Regions from separate parts of the Homo sapiens genome. Here region 1 is linked to region 2. A link is a loop called in an ENCODE intact Hi-C map of the cell type or tissue named here. Cell type or tissue: GM12878. All regions are shown on one strand. Each heading gives the region's core, and the rest is flanking DNA. Links, peaks and the distances in the headings are about the cores only.

Region 1 (8,525 bases), core at 2,164-7,163, 540 kb after region 2:
ATGTCCAAAACAGGAGACCATTGTTTTGTATTTTTCATCTTGTTTTTCAGTTATTTCAGAGCAAGAGTAAAATCTTGTTTTGTTATTCCATCTTGGATGGGAGACTAAGTTCTTGCTTTATTTATTGTATGTTCATCATAACTAAGAAAGAAACTGTATTATGGCTTACAATTGAACAAATTCTTAAAATTGAAAAAAACATTTTTATGCTAGTTTTTAAAAACTAAAGCTAATGAGAAGTGTTCTATGCCAATTATTTAAGAAACGTTTCTATCCACATCATAACCATCGGGAAACAAAAGAAGACTTAATAAAACTTTCACTTCAAAGCAAAAAACATACTCAGCAGGTATAATTTTATGTGACTATGATGAAGTTCTAAGTAGATTGGATATAATTTTAAGTAGTATTCCCAATAAGAAGGTTTGTAATTAATTTGCTAATTATTAATTCTTTAGTTTTTCTTTACCTTTACCTTCACATGAACAATTTAATATAGGGGATCAATATATAATTCAGAAACTGCTATACTACTTCTAAGCAAGCCTGATGGGGTAAGTGGTGATAAAAACTGAAAGGTCAAGGTATGTGTGAGAAAAATTCCCCACTTTGCATAAGCTATTGCTTACCTGAATCTATAAATACGGTCCTTAAGCTTATGCAAGTGTTGTGATCATGGCTTAAAAAACAACCTTGAAAAGCCTGGGCTGACGTTTTAAAAAATAAATTGTATTTGTAAATTCTGGTCAAAGCTTTAGTAATAATTACTATACTACATGCATTATTTTATTGGTTATAATATGGGTCATATGCAGAAACTATCAAACTTTTCTTTTTCTGTATATTACTTTCTTGATCTCAATAAAACATTTTCTTTTTTTTATATTTAGAGAAAATGTCAATATTACATTTCATTAGTTTGAAAGGGCATTTTTGTCTGTATCTATATAAACCTTTTTGAACAATTAAATCAGAAAACATTTTTTGTGGAACAGTTATCAAAATTTAATAACTTTTATTACTACTTAGAAGGCATACTTTGCCTAGATTTTTCTTTCCTTTTTGTTTTAAAACTTGTATCCAAACTTTCCTTTTTAATGTTTTGTGATGCCTTTAAAAAAGAGGTTTATACCAGCAATCCCATTACTGGGTACATACCCAAAGGATTATAAATCATTCTACTATAAAGACACATGCACACGTATGTTTATTGCAGCACTATTTACAATAGCAAAGACTTGGAATCAACCCAAAGGACCATCAACGATAGACTGGATAAAGAAAATGTGGCACATATACACCATGGAATATTATGCAGCCACAAAAAAGAATGAGTTCATGTCCTTTGCAGGGACATGGATGAAACTGAAAACCATCATTCTCAGCAAACTAACACAGGAGCAGAAAACCAAATACCGCATGTTCTCACTCATAAGTTAGAGTTGAACATGAGATCACATGGACACAGGAAGGGGAACATTACACACTGGGGCCTGTCGGGGTGGAGGGCAAGGGGAGGGAAAGCATTAGGACAAATAGGTAATGCATGTGGGGCTTAAAACCTAGATGATGGGTTGATGGGTGCAGCAAATCACCATGGCACATGTAAACCTATGTACCAAACCTGCACATTCTGCACATGTATCCCAGAACTTAAAGTAAAATAATAATAAAAAAGAGGTTTGTAGTAGAAACTTTGGGATTCTCCTAGCAGCCACTTTCCTCTTCACTTTCTTAAGGATATGATCTTTTTAATGTATTTTTAAAAGTTATAATTGATCCATAATAATTTTACATATTTCCTCTTCACTTTCTTAATAAGACAGAGCAAATGAATCAGTGACAGTTCCACGTCTTGATAGAGGTGAAGAGCACACAAGATACTGCTAGAATACTGAGAAAGACTTGCTTCCTACTTTGCTGAAGTCTTAGGAAAAGAAGTTCTTTATTTACTAGATTAGTGATTCTCAATCTTTAGCATGTGTTAGAATCACGATTACCCAGAAGGCCTACTAAATAAAACACAAATTATGAGGTACCACCCCCAGCTGGGTGGAGCCTGAGTTATTACATTTGTAATAAATTATGTTATTGATTTTGATGCTAATGATCCCAGTACCACATTTTGAGAGCTGCTTATCGGATCAGTGGTTCTCAACTCTGTCAGCGCTTTTGAGATACCGGGGGAGTTTATGAGCACAGGCAGTTCCTGCTTTGCACAGTAGCGCGTGATTGTAGAAATGACAATACAATCTGAAATTATGCAAAGTGATCTTAATTATCAATCATTAAGAAAATTCAAATTATTCCTTGATTTTTTGGCAAATTATTAAAAACTATCTTGCTGTCTCATTAATGTTGTGAAATTTTAAAGTAACCTAATATTTATTTAGCAATGAAAACATCACAAACATTGAGAAATATGTTTACTTTTTTGTAGAAAACTTATATAAAGAAATTTAAACAGTGCTTGCCTTCTTGTATCACTTATGATACTAAATGAGCACTTCTTCTATGCTTTTGCAAATTACCACACTCCTTTCCGAGTTTAGGTCAGCTTCCAACATTTTATCCTTTGTGCTTTCAATGCCATGAGATATCTCAGATTTCCTTTAATGCAAAACTTCTTGCCCATGTCACTTCCTCTGAAGCATCTTTATTCTTTTCTTCCCAACCACCTTCCTCATTCATGCTGATAAGTTCACCTTCACTATATTTGTCTCTTCCACATCTAGGATCTATCAAACAGCAGCAGTGTCAACACCTTCCCACAGTCAGCTATTCCATTTACACTGAATTTTCATTTCACTCCCAGAATTATCATTTTTATTTCTTTGCTGCCCTTTTAACTTGGTTGGCCAATTTCCTTTTCTGATTACCCATGTTATAATATGTTACATGGGTTTATCACTGAGAGACACACTTTCATGTGAGTGAACTGATGAACAGATGTGCAGTGATGAGTCACAAGCATGCTTTAGAAAAAGTGGTGTGATTGATCACTGACCCCATGAGTACCTGTTTTTTTATGTAGAAATTTGTGGACTGAAGAACTGACAGTAAAATTTGCACTTTATACAATTCCTCACAATTAATATGCCATCACAACTGAAATTTCAGCAGTGTTGTTGGGGAATAGGTGTTATTTAACTAAGCCATAATAACTGAAAGCTGGATACAGAAACCATGTAAAGGAAGGACTGCCTTTAATAGCACTACGTGGTCCCCATCTCAGACCAATACACTTAGAATCTCTGAGACAGGATTCAGGCCATGATATTATTTCACAATCTCCCTCAAGTCATACTAATATGCAAGCTCTAGAACAGTGCTTCTCAAAATTTAGTGCTTGTAGAAATCATTTGGAGGACGTAGGCAGATTCTTAGGCCCCATCCCATGGATACAGTTTGAGTAGTTGGATATAATGACAGTATAACGTCTGCGTGGGAAGCCAACAGCTGTGGCAACTACTTTTGTTACCATATAGAAAGCCACTGGAGCACATATTTGGCATATGAAGGAGAGCAGGACTAGGAGAATTACTGTGAACTCAAGATGGAAATCTTACAAGTTAATGAACCTCAGAATTAAACTACAGCTAAGTTCTCCTTTCCTAGGAATGTTCAGTTACGTAAACCAATAAATTGTTTTTAAAGCAGTTTTCAGTTAGATCTTGATATTGATAATGCCAAGAATTCAACCTCACAAAAGATTGAATTATTGTGTAAAATTTTCTTTTATTTCATCAGTTTGGTTATTTTTTCATTATATATTTAAGAAATGGGCAAAGTAAGAAATCTTTGGGTGTTTTCAGGAGAGGCACAAGTAGGAACTGAGACGACTTCATTCTGTTTTTGAATAATAAAGCCCCTCTCAAGTTAGGCTTTCATATTTTAAGAGGTGATTTTCAATATCATGTGTAAAAAATTTATCCAGACATTTGTTAAGTGATACCACTTGATATATGATTAATTTTGAATGGAAGTAACTTTATTTTTTGTCTATGAGGTTGATATCAACCCTTTTATTAGTGAAAAATTCTGATGAGTATATTAGTCTAATTTATTATACTTCGCAAACAACTGACTTAGCAAATAACTGGAAAGCTCAATTATTTGCTCTTCCCATTTCATCTAATTATGTATTGCCAATAAATTTAATAAAAACTCTTCATTTAATAAGCTTTCTCATAATTAAACACACATTAAATTTTTACTCAATTTTCTTTCCATTGCCCAGTCTATTAGTTTGGTAAGACCTGCCGTAACAGTGCCACAGACTGGGCGTGGTTTAAACACAACAAATTTATTTTCTCACAATTCTGGAGTCTAGAAGTCTGAGATCAAGGTGTCTGCAGGTTTGGTTTCTCCTGAGGCCTTTCTTGCCACAAAGATGCCTGTCTTCTCCCTGTTTCACATGGTCTTTTCTCCACGTGTCTGTGCCCTAATCTCCTTCTTACAAGAACATGGTCATATTGGGTTAGGGTCCACCCTAATAACTGCATTTTAACTTCATTGCCTCTTTAAAGATCTTATCTCCAAATGAAGTTATATTCTGAGGTTCTGAGAGTTGGGATGTCAACATTTGAATTTGGGAGGGGGGCATAATTAAGCCCACAATACCTAGGCAATTTTAATCACCTCATTGATCAGTTTAGGTTCTATTTTCTGACTCCTTCTTTTCCTTCTTTCTCTCCATCTGTCTCCTTCTTCTTTTCTTTTTTATTCTTTGTACTATAAATTGTCTTCAATTTTTATGCTTCCTTTTTAGTAACTGGAAATGGATGTTAGGTAAGATAATTTAAGGCCTGGTGATGAGGGCTGTGCTACACAAATTACAAGAACATATATTTCTTCACGAATGGTACTGTGCTTGCTGAGGTCTCAGTAAAGGGTAAAAATGTGTCAAAGCATATAATCAAACCTCCAAAAACCATTTTCTTTTTCCTAAGAGGAATGATAAATTACCTGTTCATAATTTAAAGGTAAATTTATACCAAGCCTTGCTACAAAGTTTCCAAAGGTGATGTGGGAATGAACGGCTTGACTTTGGCTGAATGTGAAACTTGTGAGTAATATAGTAAGGTGTGCTTGTGGTGGACATAAAATGACTTATGTCTGTTCTTGGCAAATAAGCATTTCCTGTGCTTGGTGCTTTATTTCACCTTCAAAATAAAGTTCTTGAAAATATAGCTATATTATGCCACTAAATGATAACTTGGACTGAGTTTGCCAGATGACATTATTAAAAGCTTAAAGTCAGTTAACTCTGTATGAATGATCTGCAAGGTAATGCATATTAGATGAACTTATTGTTTATATATACATTGAAATTCATCATAAGAATACTGCTGACAGTTATTCTCCCATAATGAAAAATTACCTTTAAGACAATAGGAAGCCCTTGTAATTCTCCTATTTTATTGAAATGTAAGAGAACAACTTTTGATGTACATGTTTTGCATTTTGAACAAATGTGTTCACATGTTTAAACATTTCTTTCTTGGAGAGGATTTCTGACTTGTTTTTCTAACTTTATTGTAATTTCTTTTTTTCTTCTTTTTTTTCTCTTTTTTATCACAAAAATTTGTATTTCTTTCCTCTGATTCTTGCAGTATCAAAACTAAAATATTGTGTTCTGTATATTCTCTGATATTAACACCTTAGTAATAAGCAGGCAGTATATTTGAAAAGGTAATATTTCAAAAGAGTTTGTAACTTTTTGAAAGAATTATAGTTTATTTGGTACCATATGGTCTCTGGAGTCATTGTTTACAAATATTTTTATGTTTGATTTTATTTTTATTTTTTAAAGTTTTGTTTTAATTTAATTGGCAATTTAATAATTGTAAATATTTATAGGATATGATGTGATGTTTCAATGCATGGATACATTTTGTAATGATCAAATATTTTAAAAAGCAGAACTCATGTAACTCCAAAATGTAAAATAATAAAAAGGCATTTGCTATTGGTGAAGCAGGATAGGAGGTCCTTTTGATGCCAGAGAAGCTCTGATAAACCTTGGGCTTCGGTGACATGAGTTTTAGGCCATTAGTCTGAGTGTCACATGCCCCAGAATATTTTTTCTCAGGATTCCTTGCAGTACTTGCTTTATGGAAGACCTAATCTCTTGCTAGGATTCTTACATAAAATTATGCATAATACTGATGCATATAAAATACAAATAATAAACATAACAAATAAATGTTACATATTATACCTAAAAGTCTCACCAAATATTGATGTTACTGGATGAAAATTCACAGGTGCACAGGAAAAAACCAAAGCCAAGGTGAAGAATTTTTTGGTTAGGTGTGGCATCAGAACACCCATTGTGTCCCTGTTCTGATGAAACTGCCTGTTTTCCACCTAACTTCTGCTTTTGTTCAAATTTAACCCTAGTGGATGCCATTTCTATTAATCCTTTAACTATTATTGCTTTACATCCTATTGTAATTGTCCTTATAGCCGTATTAATGCTCTGTTTTCTTTCTGAATGTCCCTATTCATGTTACCATCTATGAACAGAACTTGCCCATTCTCCCCCTGGTAATTCATTGAGCTATTCTTCTGACATTCTCATTCATCCCTTTAATAGCAGCTGCTGCTAATCTTGTCTACTCCTTATTTCATGGCGGTTCACACAGATCTTACACTTGACAAAACCAAAGGGAAAAATAAGCCAAGTTATAATTTATTCTAATCAACAGATATTTCCCTTAAAATACTATTGACTTAAAATTTACCAGATAATACAGCAGCTTAGACTTTTGTTAAAATCTTTCCATTTGAATATTTTGAGTTATAGTCAAGTAAATCATGATTCATCTCTATTAGCCTTATTTGTAATGAGAGTTGTGGCAGAATCTTTTAAGAAAGGACAGGCAGCATTTACTCTGATGAACATAGAGGCTATTTTCCTCTTCTATCCAATAATTCTCAGAGTACATGTTTTTTTTTCAAAATATAGTTTAAGCTGCCAATAGTTTAGTCAGTTGGCAGCTTAGTTGATGTAAAAGATTATGTTATTCAGATATAAAAATCTATATAGAGCCAGTAACTAGAAATACATATAATGTTTCAGAGTATTTATTTGTCAGTACACTGAGAGCCAGTGCTTGAAAATCTTTGTGTGGGAAAAAAAGAATATAGAACTAACTTCCAACAACTTAGAGGTAAATCATTAAACAGTGGTAATTACATTGTTAGAAAAAGAAACCACTTTATTTTAACAACGAGACCCAGAGAAAGAATAAGTGACTCAACTAAGGTTAAATGGCCAGGTCACAGCCAACCCAGGGTGGAAATTTTGTCTTCATATACTAGAGTAATATTCTTTCCATATATTAAGAATTAAAGATTTAATTAATATAAACTACTCACAAGAGATAACTGTGGCAAATTTTATGTATGCCAGATCTCTGACCTCTCTACAAGTGGTTATTGTCTTCATTTTAATGCTGAGAACTCTGAATCTTGGTGACATTTAAGTTGCTCAAGTTCACCCAGATGGAAAGTGACTAAGCAGGGTTTTGGATGGTGCTTGTAACACATCCAATCTCTGGATCATCTCTACAGTGCAATATAGTTTCTAGTCTCTGAGATAAAGGAAATACTACTGAGTTTACATTCTAAACATACTGTTAAAACAATCATGATAAGCTGAATTTATTAAAGGTCTGCTACTACAACTGTTCAGGGAAGCCAGCTTTTAAGCTGTGAACCACTGCTCCCTGCTTCTGTGACCAGGATCCTAGGGATGTAATTGATTTAGATGAACTTTTGGGTTTATGTTTCCTTGTCAATAAAATATTGAATTAGGGGCTATATAGAGTTAAAATTAAATGGCTGACCATTGCCACTGTGTGATTACTACTAGAAGCTGCAAACAGTTCAGATTAACTCTACTTTATGAGTCGAATATCTGACTCTTCCTTACTGTAGTTCAGCTCTTGTATATTTAGTAGAGATGGGGTTTCATTATGTTGGTCAGGCTGGCCTCAAACTCCTGGCCTCAAGTGATCTGCCCACCTCGGCCTCCCGAAGTGCAGGGATTACAGACGTGAGCCACCATGCCCGGCCTATTTTATATCTTTAAACATCATTGGAATTACAACCAAGAGTTAAACAGTTTGCACCAGACTAGTTCCAATTATCTAGAGATCATCAGCAGTGATACCAACCAGAAGTTGGCACAGGGCAGAGACAAACAGATGCTGAGTGAGAAGGTTTGAGTCAAGTTTCTGGGTCCACCACTCAGTGTTGCATAACCTTAAACTTTTCAATTCTTGCATGTATGTAAATGGGGACAATCATTTTGTCTGTCCCATAACATTGCAAAAACAAATGGAATCATGTATTTTATAACATGATAATAAATGGAAGGAATTGTTATTAATTCCTACACTCCATTATGATATAATGTAGTCATTTGAAGCAGAAATTTACCAAATAACAATTCATATAAGCACAGCTTTCAGACAACCAGATTTGTAATTTGTTATAAGGAAAATCTGACACTT
Region 2 (8,525 bases), core at 1,878-6,877:
CAGAAAAAAAAAAGCCTATTGATACAATTCTACCTTTTTAATATTTAATTTATTTCTACTGTTTATATAGTCATACCTTAGAAACTTGAGAATGACAATAAAACATTATTATGCTAGGAGTAGGCAATCTGTTAAAAATTCAGACACAGAGTGCTATAGGCCAGGGGTGTCCAATCTTTTGGCTTCTCCGGGCCCCACTGAAAGAAGAATTGTCTGGGCCACACATGAAATACACTAACACTAACGATAGCTGATGAGCTTAAAAAAATCGCAAAAAAAGTCTTATAATTTTAAAAGAGTTTATGAATTTGTGTTGGGCCATATTGAAAGTGTCCTGGGCCACATGCATGGATAAGCTTGCTCTAGGCAAATAAGATGTCTTAGATCTGAGTGGGCTTATAGTAGATTGACATGGAACTGGTTTTATTTTTCTGCAATAACTTACCACCTTGCAGAATTTCTTTTATTTATTTATTTATTTATTTATTTTTGAGATGGAGTCTCACTCTGTTGCCCAGGCTAGAGTGCAGTGGCACGATCATGGCTCACTGCAACCTCCCGGGTTCAAACCTCCCGAGTAGCTGGGACTACAGGCATGCCCCATCATGCCTGGCTAATTTTTGTGTTTTCTAGTAGAGACAGGGTTTTGCCATGTTGGCCAGGCTAGTCTCGAACTCCTGACCTCAAGTGATCTGCCCGCCTTCATTTATAGACATCATATTGTGTATAATGCCTGAGAAAGTACATAATAGTGAAATAAACATCCTAGACACTTACTTTATAGTTGTTTTTGATGACTCGTAAGAGTGATGTAAAAAAAAATAAAAGAGTGATTCGGCTGGGTACTATGGCTCGTGCCTGTAATTTCAACACTTTAGGAGGCTGAGGTGGGCAGGTCACTTGAGGTCAGGAGTTTGAGACCAGCCTGGCCAAAAAAGGTGAAACCCCATGTCTGCTAAAAATACAAAAATTAGATCAGCGTGGTGGCACATGCCTGTAGTCCCAGCTACTCCGGAGGCTGTGGCAGGAGAATCGCTTGAACCTGGGAGGCAGAGGTTGCAGTTAGCTGAGATCGTGCTGCTGCACTCCAGCCTGGTTGACAGAGTGAGACTCTGTCTCAAAAAAAAAAAAAAAAAAAAGTGATTTAGTCTTATAAAGGGGATCATTTCACGACCTCAAAGTCTGAGTCACTTTACATGGTAATTAAAATGAACCCATTGCACTGAATCTTCCATGGTAGAAAACAGTAATATGGTATCTCCCCTATTGTTGAAAGAGTATCAGCTGTGAGTAAACATATGAGCAATAGGAATCCCCAGGTCCAGTTGGAAAAAAATGATAAAAACTTATGAGCAAATATTTGTTTTCTGGCTGCTACACTATTGTGTTCTTTTAACTAATACAAATAATGTAATTTGGGGAATATTCAACTTATAGAGCCCTTTTCTACCTCAAAAAGAAAGTGCTTCCTATTGCTCTCTTTGCTTACTAAAGCTTGTCATGGATACAGTCTTGGCGAGGGTGATAAAGAGCTCTGGCATTTGGTCTGTTTCACCTGAATTGTAACTAGGGTCCCCTGATGAAATTATCTCCTGCAGGGACTACTTATTTATTGTTTATCTTCTGTTTAACTAGAATGTTTTTAGCAGATACAAGGTGATCTCATTTACATCATGAATATGGTTTCTGGACATCTTATCTTTATAACTATACAAATAATTCATCTAAATTCAAATAAGTAACAGAAACAACAGTTAAAATTTGCCATATATTGTAGCCCTTAAAATACTTTGGAGAAAAAGGAATATGACATTCCATAAAATCAGAAAACATAAATATAGAGTTGGGATAAGGAAATTCAAGAGCCTAATCTGGAAGACAAGGATTCACCTATGTATTAACAAAAGGTTCTACCAATGTAATCCAAGACATGAAACAGTATCTGGCAAAGCCTGTGGGAAAAAGCACTGGAGAGGGAGACAGATTACTTGGGTTCTAGTCTGGGCTCTGCCACTAAATGAGTGTGTGCCCTTGAACAGATCAGAACTCTCTATGAATTATTCCATTTGTAAAATAAGAGAATTAGATTAATATATTTTTATAAGATTCCCATTGTTCTAACAGTCTGTCCCTAGGTGTTCCATAAAATATACAAGTAGATTAAGTTAGAATTACCTGTTTAAGAGTAGCTTTTCAGATTGATGATTATTTCAGTTCATTCTGCATAAGGATACCAGACAAGGCAACTCAAGTCCTGGGAGGGTCAGAAAGTGCAGGAGCTTAAGTCTATCTGTTAATGAGTTACTGTAGGGGAGGCAGAGAAAGGGTAATATATCTGTTTATTTTGCAATTTATACAGTTCAAGGGGACAGTTTCTAAAATATATGCTATTTGTTTCCAAACTATGCTACTTTAGGAAATGCATAATTTTGGTGGTTAATGGTAGTATAATAAAACTTAGTTATGGCATTTAGCCATCTGTCATTTACCCTCTTTACATGTGTTGTTTATGTATTTTCTGTTTTTATGTAATTAGCTCCTTTGGTGTGTTCCTACATGGAAGGATACTGCCTCTTTCTGATCCTACCTGAGCTTCTGAAATAATTAGATTGGGGAGAAAAATGCTGAATTGAAATCTGTCTGACTTTTAAACAATGATGTTGACTCACTTTATGCTAGAATACGACAAGCCAGATATTATTTTCTGTGCAACACTAAAAAATTATTTGCCGTTTTTTTCTTTTCTTGCTCAGTTTTATTTTTTTTTCTTTTATTTTACTTTAAGTTTTGGGCTACATGTGCTGAATGCTCAGGTTTGTTACATAGGTATACATGTACCATGGTGGTTTGTTGCACCTATCAACCCCTCATCTAGGTTTTAAGCCCCGCATGCTCTCCCTCCCCTTTTCCCCCACCCCGTGACAGGCCCCAGTATATGATGTTCACCTCCCTGTGTCCATGTGTTCTCATTGTTCAACTCCCACTTATGAGTGAGACCATGCGGTGTTTGGTTTCCTGTTCCTGTGTTAGTTTGCTGAGGATGATGGTTTCTAGCTTCATCCATGTCCCTGCAAAGGACATGAACTCATTCTTTTTTATGGCTGCATAGTATTCCATGGTGTATATAAACTGATTGTTCATGTAGTGCACTACCTATAGCACATGGTCTAATAAATGATCTCTTTACCACCTGTTTACAAGGCAAAAAATTAAAAAGAACAGTAACTCTGACACTAATCATATTGACAAGGAAATAATAAACACAAACCACAGATTTATAAGGTGAACAATTGTGCCAAAGTCTTTTTTTTCAGATATCTATTTTCATTTTATTTATTTATTTATTTATTTATTTATTTATTTATTTATTTGAGACAGAGTCTCACTCTGTCACCCAGGCTGGAGTGAAGTGGCATGATCTTGGCTCACTGCAACCTCTGTCTGCCTCCCTGGTTCAAGTGATTCTCCTACCTCAGCCTCCCGAGTAGCTGGGATTACAGGCATGTGCCATCACACCTGGCTAATTTTTGTATTTTTGATACAGATGGGGTTTTGCCACATTGGCCAGGCTGGTCTTGAACTCCTGGCCTCAAGTGATCCGCCCGCCTCAGTCTCCCAAAGTGCTGGGATTACAGGCATGAGCCACCACACCCAGTCTATTTTCATTTTTAGTGTTTTACTATTTTTCCTATTCATTAGCAATGTTAATTGATAGATCTCCTGAAGGCCAAGGACAATATATCACAACATTTAAAGATAAGAATCACATAAATGTCTAATGGGAAAATATTCCCAATTGTAGAATCAATGAAGACTGAAGTTAAAAAAAGGATGCATACAGAGGAGAGAAAAGTATCAATGCAACAGCAGTGTGTAATATGCAAGAGATCCAGTGGTTAGTTTTTGTTTGATAATTATGTTCTCGCAAATTTATGTGTAGTTTTAAAATATGTTGGATTCAGGCATTGAGGCTCCTCGAAAAATTATAGGTAGATGATACATTAAATCAGTCTACAGGTTTATACAGTTACAGGGTAAAAATTATTATCTACTGAATTTTAATGTGTTGAATGTCTATTTCAAGTCCATTTGTCAAAATAAAGTATGGTGGTAGCAAATGTCTTTAATCTGAACAGAATGGTTTTTATTGATAAATTGATGATTGAATTTCAGGAGCTAAAATTCTATATTGCTTTCTAATTTTCTTATTGGTTTATTTGCAAGTCAAGTGTAATAGTAGGAAGTTAACTATAGTTTTAACATTGAATTAGAACTGTCACACATGAATTGCTTAATACCTTTTCTGGATTTTAGTAGACTGACCTGTATTTCATTTTCATGTCCTACTTTTTAATTCAATTGAGTCACATAATGGGCTGTAATTGAGTCACAAAACAGGAAATAAGCTTGTGCCAAGTATATGGAACAAACTTGGCATATGTGGTGTCTTTACCCTTATTAGTGGAAAGTCAGTTCTGGTAAATCAATCAGTCAGTTTATCATTAGTATTTCCCTCACCTGGTAAGACAGGACATAGTACAGTTTCACATCCCTTACCTGAAATTATGAAATCCAAAAAGCTATGAAAAGAGGAAGTGTTTTCAAAATTCAAAACCTGACCTGACTTGACCTGAACTCATTTAGCACTGAAACTGTACTGAACTGATATGCACCTTTGTAGTCTTTTTTTTTTTGAGACAGAGTTTCGCCTTTGTCACCCAGGCTGGAGTGCAATGGTGTGATCTCGGCTCACTGCAACCTCTGCCTCCCAGGTTTCAGTGATTCTCCCGCCACAGCCTTCTGAGTAGCTGGGATTACAGGCACCCACCATCATGCCCAGCTAATTTTTGTATTTTAGTAGAGATGGGGTTTCACCATGTTGGCCAGGCTGGTCTTGAACTTCAGGCGATCTGCCCGCCTTGGCCTCTCAAAGTGTTGGGATTACAGGCGTGAGCCACTGTGCCCGGCCTGTAGTCTTTATTTATCTCACTTAGTGTGAATATGCACATGCTTTACTACAGTGATATTAATATGGTTAAGAGGGTGCTACCCAGATCCTGCTGAAAGTATAATATATGGCATATGTATCCTGCTTTTTTTTCTAAAATCTGAAAGATACTGACTTCCAAAACAGTCTTCAAGAGTTACCTTTTCTTTGAATATAAATCTCCTAATGTGCATTTTTCAATACTGAGTTATTTTCTATCTTTTCAGCAACTTCCCAGGTACATTTATGATTATTGCATTATTATTGCAAGTATTAAAGGCAAAATTCTGCTTTTGTCCTCTCTGTTGTTAGTACACTGTGAAGGCTGAATGGCTTGCTAGAAAGAACCTTAGCTGTAAAGAGACCTAGAGTTAAATCCTGGTTGGGCTGTGTGACCTTGGACAACCTATTTAACATCACTGAGCATTACATTTCTTTTTCTGTAAAATACTGACTGATACCTACATTGCCCCCACCCTCTTTTTCAGTCTCAACCTCAAAGAAGGAATTCTGATTAGGTGGACTATGGTTGTTATCCTTTACCTCTGTTGGATTCCATTGCTACTCCTTTGTTTGCCCTGGGGATGTCCAAAATGATAATTTTTTAGTTAATCAATTATAAAATTTATTCTTGCCTTTTCTGCCAGGACCTCAAGATACCTAAGCTGTTAGTTTAGGTACAAGTAACAAGAAAAGTAAATACAAGCAAGAGAATTGATGTTATGCTTATTAGGGAAAGCAAAATAGCAATCTAAGATGTGCTCTGGCAGCAATAAAGTTATGGAAAAGGTGGCACAAATATTTTCCATAGTAAAGGGATAGTCTAGAAACCTACTGAGATTTTTTTTTTTTTTTTTTTTGGAGACGGAGTCTCACTGTGTTGCCCAGGCTGGAGTGCGATATGGTACTATCTGGGCTCACAGCAACCTCCGCCTCCCGGGTTTAAGCAATTCTCTTGCCTTAGCTTCCTGAGTAGCTGGGATTACAGGCGCCTGCCACCACACCTGGCTAATTTTGTATTTTTAGTAGAGATGGGGTTTCACCATGCTGGCCAGGCTCGTCTTGAACTCCTGACCTCAGGTGATCCACTTGCCTGGACTCCCAAAGTGTTGGGATTGCAGGCGTGAGCCACCAAGCTTGGCCCTACTGAGATTTTATGTGTCAATGGATTCTTTTAAAAACTATTGGGTTGCGCTAGTAGAGACATTTTTGACATGATTTTGGACATAGTCTGTGTTTGGAAGCAGAGGAAGGCTGCTCCTTAATTTTTAATTCTCCATCAGTGTCTGTGATACATATTGTGGAATTATAGATCATTATTGACAATTTCTGATATAAAAGTCATATATATGTGTGTGTATGTGATTGTGTGTGTGCATGTGTGTGTGTGTTGATAGATAGTGAAGGTCCTTGTTTTGAGTTTTTAGAGTGTATTTCCCTTTACAAAATTGTTTCTTTTGTTCATAGTGCTATTGTTGTTAATTGAGGTTATCATCAGGAGATCTTTCACCATTTAAATGGTTTCACTTTACGGGGCATCATGTGTGCATACCTTTATTTTCCATTTTAAATTTCTTTTTAAAATTCAGAGTCCTTCAGACTAAGAACATTAGGCAACACTTGGTGTAAGAAAATATGTGGTTACCATGGGGATTAGGAGCTATTCCAGGTCTGTTTGACCTCTTTTCTTTATTGCAGGTAATTTATTCTAATACATCAAAAATTGCTTCTCAGGAGAAACTCTATTCTTTGATAGGCACCCTTATAGTTCTTTAATGCCACTGGTCTGAAAGGTAAGACTTTCCAGATATATTTTATTTTTCTGAATAGTTAGACCATAATATTATCCTTGTTTAATAATAATATAATAGTAATAATAAGCATGATGTATTGCACACTTACTATGTAGCTAGCACATAATCTCATTTAATTCTTAAAACCTTTCTTTGTGGTAGTATTATTAATTAGAATTAGGTTTGGCAGACAGAGAAATAAATATCCCAAAACAATGGCTTCGGTCAATGGTTTATTTCTCTTGCCTATTCAAGAAATCCAGAAGAGTCAGTTTGGGGTTGATATGATACGGTGGCAGAGACTCAATCTCTTTCTGTCTAATACCTCTGGCACATATAGCTTCCAATTCCAAGGTCACCTCATCCACAGAGGAAACTGTTGGAGCTTCTGCCTTCATGTCCATATTCTAGCTGTAGGAAGAAGGAAGAGGAAGTCCTACCCCTTTCTTTAAGAATACTTCCCAGAAGTAGCACATGCCATTGCCACATATATCCCAAAACTCAGATGGCCACACCTAGTTGTAAAAGAGATTTTTTTCCACTCACCTGTGTGTCCTGCTAAGAACTAAGATTCTGTTGCTTTGAAAGATGAGAAGAATGAGTATTAAGAGACAGCCAGCAGTATGCCATGTTTGAGTGCCCTCATGCCCAACTTACAAATGGAAAAATTGAGTCATAAGAAGTTAAATGGACTTACTAAGAGCTCACAGCTGGTGGAGTCAAGATTCAAAGCTAGATCATTCAAACTTCAGAGCTCTCAAGCACTACTTTGAAGTGCTTCTACCGTAAAACAGTTGTTTGACTTTATTCATCTCTTCTGCTAAATTAGTCTAAAGAAAACATTTCTGGACTAAGTTGCCAGGTCAATCTGTTGAAACAATGGAATCCTTTATTTTCCCAAGCATTCTTGGCAAAGGGCACAGTACTGGTATCAACTTGTGCAATGAAGCCTTTACTTTTGCTGACCTTTTGGATAGGTGGATTCAAAAAATTTAGTGACAGGTTTAGAGAATTGCCTGGTGTACAGATTAAAGTCTTATTTTCAATCTTCTACTTGCTTAGGGTTGCAACAGGTTTTAACTTCATTAAAATATGCTTTGCTGTTCTATTGATGGTTTAGATTTTCAACAAGGTAATAAAGGGACACAGTTTTCAATAGAGCCAATAAGAATAAATAAAAATAAATGATTTACTGTAGGAAAAATCCAGTAAATTATGATCATTTTTCTACTGAAAATTTTTCAAGATAAATGATAGCACATCTTAGAATAAATCAGACTATGTTACTTCTAAGTTATTTGGAAAGTATTACATTTAGATGGTTAACTTGTAATTCTTTAATATCTTACTTGTGTAAAAATCTAAATCATATAACACATTATGAACTAGGCCTCCCTTCCTTTCCCTTTCCTTTCTTCCTTCCATTTCACAAAGCCTAATTTGTTGTTCTTTTCCTTAGGTTCGTTTTTGTTTAGATTCTTCTCTCTTCCTAGCTCACAAGGGTTTTTAATCATTCTCATGCCTGACTAGCTCTTTGCTTTCTAGCACCGAGGGAGAAAATGAGAATATGAATTAATAAATCAATAAAAAAGTAAATACCATGCTTTATACATGTCAACTCAAGATTGCTATGTTGCTTACAATTTTCAACATTTTAAATAACTTCTGTAAATTTATCAATATTTTTTAGAGGCCAGGTGGGGTGGCTCACGCCTATAATCTCAGCACTTTGGGAGGCTGAGGCA

The links. Hi-C counts contacts between places; a loop is a spot of excess contacts. Peaks named below come from ENCODE experiments on the same cell type or tissue, not always from the same donor. Only the 100,000 strongest peaks of a DNase experiment are listed, where the experiment ranks them.
Region 1: a loop joins it to region 2, with 4 times the contacts of the local background. A loop is called at or near these places in 1 of 110 quality-filtered maps.

The regions. Positions count from the first base shown.
Region 1 is chr6:62,971,192-62,979,716 of GRCh38, reverse strand. No RefSeq gene overlaps it. Among named protein-coding and RNA genes, the nearest start is that of FKBP1C, 240 kb to the left of the region's middle. In GM12878, for the core only: no CTCF peak of the experiment used is centred there; a DNase peak (open chromatin) is centred at 5,040.
Region 2 is chr6:63,515,477-63,524,001 of GRCh38, reverse strand. It overlaps a transcript of LGSN not described here and a transcript of PTP4A1 not described here. Among named protein-coding and RNA genes, the nearest start is that of PTP4A1, 53 kb to the left of the region's middle. RefSeq lists an enhancer at 4,674-4,763. In GM12878, for the core only: no CTCF peak of the experiment used is centred there; a DNase peak (open chromatin) is centred at 4,551; H3K4me3 peaks cover 338 bases; H3K27ac peaks cover 2,078 bases.